Regions from separate parts of the Homo sapiens genome. Here region 1 is linked to region 2. A link is an interaction called in ENCODE POLR2A ChIA-PET data of the cell type or tissue named here. Cell type or tissue: Panc1. All regions are shown on one strand. Links, peaks and the distances in the headings refer to the core of each region. The heading gives the core; the rest is flanking DNA. Region 1 overlaps AFG2A (AAA ATPase AFG2A). Region 2 overlaps SPRY1 (sprouty RTK signaling antagonist 1).

Region 1 (4,399 bases), core at 223-4,222, 87 kb after region 2:
GAATCCTCTGAGACGAAGCTACATTCCTGTAACTAGTCCAAGTGCTAGTTACCCCCAGGGCATTTTTAGCTTGGCTCCATGTTTTTAGGTTAATTTGTAGGTTTTGAGGTTTCATGAATTTGAAGGTAGTGTGAATTCAAATCATTCTAAAGCCATGGGCAGGTAAGCTCATAGTCAGAATTCTCAGAGGTTTTTTTTTTTTTTTTTTTGAGACGGAGTCTCACTCTGTCACCCAGGCTGGAGTGCAGTGGCGCAATCTCAGCTCACTGCAAGCTCCGTCTCCCGGGTTTACGCCATTCTCCTGCCTCAGCCTCCCGAGTAACTGGGACTACAGGCGCCCACCACCATTCCCGGCTAATTTTTTGAATTTTTAGTAGAGACGGGGTTTCACTGTGTTAGCCAGGATGGTCTTGATCTTCTGACCTCGTGATCCGCCTGCCTCGGCCTCCCAAAGTGCTGGGATTACAGGCATGAGCCACCGCGCCCAGCCCAGAGAGGCCTCTTTTAAAAAATGTTTTAAAAATCAAAAGCACAGGCCAAGTCAGAAAGCCTCCTTGTGGTCTTCCTGGCCAGCAGGAGATTTTTCTTTTCTTGTCTACCCTTGTGCTGAGAGTGTTGGTTATTATAGAGCTTGAGCATTATGTGCAGAGCTCAGTTGTCACTTCATGTTATATGGGCTGAAGGCTTTGAGTGGCTATTAATATCTAAACTTGTTGATTGAGACTGCTACCCTCCTCCCCACCACCCAGCCTCCTGCACCAGAGTCATTTCAAGCTTCTGGTTTTTATTCTATTGGGAATGAGATTTCTTTCATTTCCTTGTTTAGGCCCTGAAGGATAAGTTTTCCTCTTATTTTCTTGTGCCCTTAGCCATATATTTAATAGGGAAGAAGGTAAGTTCCTCTCTTGTTTCATAATTTTCTATGTAGATAACAACTAAAGGGAACACAGAGCATAAAAGTTTTGAGGTTGTATTTATTTCAATATGGAAGTCTTGTTTTCCAGATCTGCAGCGTCCAAGAGAACCTTCTGAATGATGGGAATGTTTTCTACTCTGTCCAGTGTGGCAGACCCTTGCCACATGTAGCTATTGAGCATTTGAAATGTGGCTGATATGTCTGATAAACTAATTCTTAAATATTATTTAATTGTAATTAATTTAATTAAAATGGTCAGATACAATTAGTGGTTATTGTATTTGACAACACAGTTCTAAGTGGTAATATTCTTTGTCCCCTAGGTGGGTTTATGTACTGGTAAACCAGTGTTGTCTTGAAAATCTGATATTTTTGAGGATGTAAATATATTTGAGGATTAAATATTTGAGATGTGACTTCAGAATATATGTCACCACAGGCTGGGCATGGTGGCTCACACCTGTAATCTCAGCCCTTTGGGAAGCTGAGGCAGGAGGGTCACCTGAGGCCAGGAGTTGGAGACCAGCCTGGGCAACACAGCAAGACTCTGTCTCTCTGTTTAAAAAAAAAAATTAGCCTGACATGGCAGTGTGCACCTGTTGTCCTAGCTACTCAGGAGGCTGAGTCAGGAGGATCACTTGAGCTCCAGGAGTTTGAAGGTGCAGTGAGCTACGACTGTGCCACTGCATTCCAGCCTGGGTGACACAACAAGATCCTATCTCTAAACAAACAAACAAGGAATGTATGCCACCACAAAACTGTATAGCCCATTATTTTGATAATCAGGTATTTCTTGTCTGATTTGTCTTTCTGGGAATTTTCAAAGATCTACAGTGATCAAGTTTAAGTGCACATTCTTCCCATTGCCAGTTTCTGATCTGAAGTCAGAGAATCACTTTCTGAAAGCTTTTTCAAGAGTATTTATGAAGTAATAAAGTGTGAAGAAATCCTGAGGATAAATAACAAGAAGCATAAATATACATATTTAGAATGCAACATAATATGTTTAAGATTACAATTTGGCGGCAGGGCGCAGTAGCTCATGCCTGTAATCCCAGCACTTTGGGAGGCCGAGGCGGGCGGATCACGAGGTCAGGAGATCGAGATCATCCTGGCTAACACGGTGAAACCCTGTCTCTAATAAAAAAAAAAAAAAAAAAAAATTAGCCAGGCATGGTGGTGGGCACCTGTAGTCCCAGCTACTCAGGAGGCTGAGGCGGGAGAATGGCGTAAGTAAACCCAGGAGGCAGAGCTTGCAGTGAGCCTAGATCACGCCACTGCACTCTAGCCTGGGCGACAGAGCAGCGAGACTCTGTCTCATAAAAAAAAAAAAGTACAATTTGGCCTATCTTTGAACTAAAAAGTTTACTGGTACCCTGAAAATATGTATAAGTAAAAACATGAATGCTTCATATGATTTATTAAAAGCATTTTATGAAAAAAAAACAAAAACACAAAACCTCTCCAGGTATGGTGGCTCACGCCTGTAATCCCAGCACTTTGGGAGGCTCAGGTGGGTGGGTCACCTGAGGCCAGCAGTTCGAGACCGGCCTGGCTAACATGGTGAAACCTTGTCTCTACTAAAAATATAAAAATTAGCTGCGTGTGGTGGTGCACACCTGTAGTCCCAGCTACTCAGGAGGTTGAGGCAGGAGAATTGCTTGAACTCAGGAGGCGGAGGTTGCAGTGAGCCAAGATCGTGCCACTGCACTCCAGCTTAGGTGACAGAGTGAGACTCTGTCTCAAAAAAAAAAAAAAAAGACAAAACAACAACAAAAAAAACCCAAGCCTACTGATCTAGGCTTAGAGTGGGCTTACACTTTCAAAGGGCATTGTATTATACAAAATATCTCTCAAAAAAAATTTTTTTGGCCATAGGTAGAGATTAAGAAGGCTAAAACAAAAATGCATATATGAATTTTAATGATAACACATATATGTATATTTGAAAACAAGGCCACATAAGCCTGGCTGGCACATTGGGCCATTTTACTGGCTGGCCTTCAAAAATAAAGATTACAAAAAATTTATCCACATACACTTTTTTATATCCCTAAAGATTACAAAAAATTTATCCACATATACTTTTTTATATCCCTGTATAAAATTGATGCCAACATGTTTGGCATTTTAGAAAGACACTCAAACAGATTCTGGAAAAAGAAATCGCTTCATGGGATGAACAGACTAGGTCGCAAATGAAAAAGCTAAACATTTGTTTTTTAAACCACACCACAAATTTCCAGGTAAAACTGATTGAAACTTATGCTCAGAGATATTTTCACTGTACTTACATGACTTGAAAATCTGTAAGAACCAAAGCCCCTAAATTCTACTGAACATACTTCAAACATTTTGCCTAGTAAAATTTTTTTTAACACTCTCAAAAAATTTTAAAAAGAAACAAATTTTCTCTGGAAAGGATTTTCAGCATCTTGAATATATATATTTTCTCAGAGTGTATGCAGCCCACTCTTCTCTTGATAATCTTCATAAAAACGTCTCAATGACTCAGGAATTCTAGGTGTCACAGTGCTCAAGGCCTGAGTGAAATGTCTTTTCATGATGAGATTGGCTTGAATGTCTTCTTCCAGAGCCAGAAGAGCTGCCTCTCTGCAGACAGCTACAATCTGAAATTTTAAAAAATAAGTAAATAAAAGGAGGTAGAAAACAATCAGTACTCTTTTAGAAACATAATATTCCAAATATTCATCTGTGGTACCTTCTACAACTAAATGCCCATTGCTAAAATTTATCTGCAAGAATTAGTCCACTCAAGTTTTCAAAAGGATAAAAGGTAATCATATACAGAGCATTCTGTTCTTTCCTTCATCCCAAAGCAACGTATTAAGTACTCAGAACCAGGAGTGCCAAAAGATATCTAAGAAGTGGCATTTGCTTTTAAGGGCATTTGCTCTTAACTGTAAGGGTAGGTAGCTGTGCACGCACATACTTTTAACAAGGGATGGCAAAGGATGCATGTCTCTATGTGGTGGAGGGAGGCGGGAGCCAACGGTCAAGGGAGGGCAGAGGGGGAGATATTCTGATACAGAGTGAGGCCTTGCTCATCAACACACCGTGTCATAGCACAGAGTTTCCACATTCCTTTCAACCTTTGATGTATTACCAACATGTAAAAGCATTTCTTTATGTGTATCTCTTTAATGAGTTCTTAAATCTCAGGAATATCAGATAGGGTTGTCAACATTTACTTTGGAGAGCTGCATTAGAACAGAGAAGTGAATGCTGTTTACTCAGCCAGGAAAGCTGGAAGAATTGAAAAGAATCTGGGGAGGGGGCGGAATGGATGCAGAGGGAGGAGGGAGGAGGCAGTAGGAAAACGGAAGGGGAGGAAGGTTCAAGAATCCCGAAATGTGTTTTTAAGCTCTCTGGACTTCAGACAGCGGAAGCAGGCTGATGCCAGTGTCATTCTAAAGACACATTACGGTAGTGAAAAGAGCTTGTGGGATGAAAAGAGATATT
Region 2 (4,399 bases), core at 261-4,260:
ATATAAAACAAAGTCAAAGCCTATTTACAAAGAACAAATACGTAGTCTTAAACTAACAGCCGAGCCATCCATGAATAATGACCAAAACAAAAAGCTGGATAAGAGCTTTGATAACCTGGGTTCAAATTATGTCAGTATCTTATTCTCAAATGCAAAGAATTATTTTCAAATGCAGATAATGACTGATGTATCACTTAGGGAGTTAGTGAGACTGAGGACTCACATGAATAAAATTTTATCAAACTTAAAAACGGTGTATTCTGAGGACTCAAATGACCAAATATTTTATCAGACCCAAAGATTCCAGCTATGTAGTGGTTTCACCAGCCTAAAAAATAAGATTTAAAACACTTTTTCTACGTAAAATTTTAGGCCTTCAGGTTTCTTATTGCACAGGACTTGATGAGGTGTAATTTGGTCAGGCCACATTAGACTTACGAAACAAGTGAAAAGACAGGGACAGGAATGTTTTTGAAATGTCTCTGATACTGTGAATTATTCCCTTGGTAACTTCTAGAATGCTTTATTAAAGTGACAGTACCAGCGACTCCTAGCATATCTACAGAACTAAGTTCATTAAGTCTAGCTGATAAATCTAACTTTTTATTAACTTAAAAGTTAGGATAAACATTTAAAAAAGCTTCTACTGTAGATATGCCCCATTTCAAGAAACTATAATATACACAAAACCTCATGCTTACAAAATAGTCAAAGTAGGGAGAGAGTATTACAAAAAATTTTTACTGTACAAAATAACTCACTTGAGCATTTGTTAAAAGATAATTTGGATTACAAAATTTTGATTAATGCACTTTCCAGGAAATACTAGGTTGGTGCAAAAGTAACTGTGTTTTTGCCATTAAAAATGACCCAAAACTGCAATTACTTTTGCACCAACCTAATTATCCAGTTCATAATTTGGGCTCACCTATGTCTAGATTCAACATCTATAGGGAAAGAAGTAAAATGGGTGTGTAAGAAGAAAAAGTCAAAGCAAATAAGCAAAAATCATCATAATAGTACAGGCTAATAAATGAAGAAATCGAGAGACAGTTTCATTAATTAATATATTTTCTGCATTATAGTTAACATATGTACTTTCTTCGTGTCACCTTATTTTCCGTTAAGTATTGATATTTTGTTATATTCAAACATGAGTACATTTCAACAGTCTTTTGCAATAAATACCATAAAATAATAGAGATTCGCATAATAAATATTCTTTACAATAAAAAAGTTTAACAGACTTTTGTCTTAAAAATAGTCAGAATTCAACTTTGTGATTTATACATAAAATATACAAAAAGCACCACAATTTGTGGTTAAGGCAAGGAAAACACAGAAGAGATTAGAATTACTCAGCTGTTAACTATCCAAGGGGCCAAAAGGACCATTAAGGAGCCAAGATCACTTTAGGCAGCATAGTTCTGTGACACATATAGATTGATCAGCTATAAATATCAACTTGAGTTATCCAAGTGCCCTCAATGACAACAAAAATTTGGTGAGAAGCATGGGGTGAAGAAGGAAGGTGGCTGAGTCCTTCACAAATACGAAGGCTAGAGTGAAGATGGGCAAGGTCCAACCAATATTATCTCCAATGTGAAGATTTACATTGTAAGGCGAATCTAAAATTACATAGAAAGAAAAAATACACTTGGCATCTCCAGAGTAAGACAACAACAAAACTGAGGGGGAAAGAACCTTGAAGGAGAAAGAAGGAGAGGGCAGTGGTTAAAGGAAAATTTTTACGTTATAGCAAAAAATATATCCCCCATGCTACTTAAGGGGCCTATGCTAGGAAGATAGCCCTAACTGGAGACAGATTTAATACATAGCTTATTTAAGCAATTAAACAGTTGCTTTTTAAAAAACCAATTTCCCTGCTCCCACGGTACCCAATCAAAACAACTCTAAATCACTGTAGTCTGGATGTGGGTGTATGTTCATGTACACAACTTTAGAAAGTTGCTTGCAGAACAAAAAGGCTACACAAAAGCCCACTGGCTCTCAATACCCTCAAGTGGATGGCAGAGGCTCTTGTTGAAAGTGGGAGCCAGGTGCAGCTTCCCAGTCCACTCTTGCTGAAGATCATCCATGAGGAAAGAGAAAAATCCATGAGTTAGACCTTGGCAACAGGGGAAGAGAAGGTGGGAAACAGGGAAAAATTCTAAAGAAAACAAAAACAAAAACAAAAACAAAAAACAGCCACAACTTGAAAGCTAAAAGTTCAGGAGGTACAACCCACCTCCAAAAATCATGATGGTTTACCCTGACCCCGGGAGGGGCAGCTCTCCAGCTTACAATAGACAGTGTTGGAGTTCTTACATCTGCACCCTGGGCGATGGATCCAGTCATAACACCTCCTGCACAGCTTCAGGCATCCTTTAGCAGGAGGATAACAGAGTAAGCAAGGTAAAAATAAAGACATGGCTCCCATACACAGGTATCTAGAGCAGCAGTGTGATTGTGAACAGGAGCAAGGATTATCTGAATAGGAATCCCCTTCGTCGTCATTGGAGCAGTGGTAGAAGATGCCCTTGACTAAGCACATGCAGGTTCCATATTCCACCATGCTCTCAGCAGAGCAAAGGCACTGCCGGTTACAGGCCAAACAGGATGGTAGGGTCCTGGGAGCAGTGCATTCTCCACACTTGCACTTCCCACACTGTTCACAAATGAACTTGTGCTGTGTCAGGTCCTCTTTCAAGGAACCCTTCAAGTCATCCACAATCAGTTGCTTGGGCTGGGTCCGGATTGCCCTTTCAGACCTATGACCAGGGACTGGTCTGGTTGGTGGTGACCTTCCTAACAGTCCCTGTTCAGAAGAGGCACTGCTGTTGCTCCCAGAGCTGGCTGCACTTCCAGTGCTGGTTGATCTGCTCAAAATGGGGCCCCTGGCATTACTTGGGAGTACTGCATGTCCCAGGTGGCTTGTGTGTCTGTGCTCGTAGTTATTATTCACATTAATTGGTATGATTTCATGAGTCCTTTCATGCTTTTCTTGTCTTGGTGCTGTCCGAGGAGCAGGTCTTTTCACCACCGAAGGCCCTTCTGTGTATTCATTGCTGCCTCTTATGGCCTTGATCTGGTCTAAGGACAAAATAGCAGTAGGCTGAATCTCTCTCTCATAGTCTAATCTCTGACGGCTATCCAAAGAAGGCTGCTGGATCACAACTAACGAACTGCCACTGCCATGTTGATTTTGGGGATCCATGTGTAGTGATCTCGAGTTCTGGCAATCAGTGGAAACCTGGCATGCATCTGAAATCCTAAAACGAAATCAAAGATGAAAAAAACAGAAAATAAATGACAGGAAGCATTTTTTTTGGGGGGGGGGAATCCTGTCAAATCACAAATTGCCTAAACCGCCTAGTAATGACCTCCTTCATCAGTGGATTACAATGATGCTGGGGTCCTGGCCAGAGTCCAATTCTAGGAGAGGCTGGGGACCACATCATAGAGGAAGACTATAAACAAGAGACCCCATGCCATGAACATTATAAGTTTTTCCAACTTTTAAGAAGCAGAATCAGGAGAAAGTAATGCCTTCCTGTTTGTGAATCTAATAATTAAAATGGAGCATGCCTTCGCAGGGAATACTGAGTATAAGCAGGAGAATAACTCTCATCTAAAGAAAGCTCAGTTATCAGTTCATAGGTGGCTTCCATAAAGGAAAATGTCTACCTTTTAAGAAATTGAGAATGGCTTTGGTGCTACAGCCTTTTTGTTGTGTGCTGTTATATGCATTAGATTAATGATGAAAAAAATTAAGGCATTAAAAAATTGAGACTCTTAAAATGAAATCGCAAAATAATAGGTAATTTTCTATATAAATCAGAATTTTAAAACTACCTTATTATTCATCTATGAGATGCAAAAATAAATGTATCAGGTACACAACGATTCTTGGTGTTTTGGAGCTACAAACACACACACACACAAGACTCAATGTATAGTCCAGTGAATGATATATAACAGTACTCATATTTGAAATCCTGAGAGGATTTTTTTTAAGCTGAAGGGCTCACTCACAAAACAAAGTAAGTTTTATGCACAAATAAGTGTGAGGCCTTTAACGCAGTGTAGGGAAATCCTGGCAGTTTTAATTATCTGTATTTCCTCTGATTTAAAAATCTGTATTTACATGACAGACCTTGATTTTCAAACGCACTGCCAATTCTGATTCAACGTTCTTCTTGTAACAAAATCAGCACACTAATATCCAGATAAAAATAAGCAGTTGTGTTTCCATACTAATAGTAAGTTATTTCTAATTTATGTGTTCTTCACAAACTGCCAAAGATGAAAGTTTCTGCTTTCAGTGGTGAACTAGAGTATTTTTCACACAAATTCCTTCTAAAGTCTACAGAGTCGACCCAATTCAAGAATGAAAAGA

What was found. Peaks named below come from ENCODE experiments on the same cell type or tissue, not always from the same donor. Only the 100,000 strongest peaks of a DNase experiment are listed, where the experiment ranks them.
Region 1: POLR2A ChIA-PET joins it to region 2 with 11 read pairs; 2 of 35 experiments call an interaction of 5 or more read pairs at or near these places.

The regions. Positions count from the first base shown.
Region 1 is chr4:123,313,035-123,317,433 of GRCh38, reverse strand. AFG2A (AAA ATPase AFG2A) reads right to left here. Exons shown (of 16, transcript NM_145207.3): 16 at 1-3,546. The coding sequence ends at 3,370. Among named protein-coding and RNA genes, the nearest start is that of SPRY1, 82 kb to the left of the region's middle. In Panc1, for the core only: no CTCF peak of the experiment used is centred there; no DNase peak of the experiment used is centred there; H3K27ac peaks cover 308 bases.
Region 2 is chr4:123,400,410-123,404,808 of GRCh38, reverse strand. SPRY1 (sprouty RTK signaling antagonist 1) reads right to left here. Exons shown (of 3, transcript NM_001258038.2): 3 at 1,054-3,272. The coding sequence starts at 3,217. The coding sequence ends at 2,258. Among named protein-coding and RNA genes, the nearest start is that of SPRY1, 5.8 kb to the right of the region's middle. In Panc1, for the core only: no CTCF peak of the experiment used is centred there; no DNase peak of the experiment used is centred there; H3K4me3 peaks cover 3,825 bases; H3K27ac peaks cover 4,000 bases.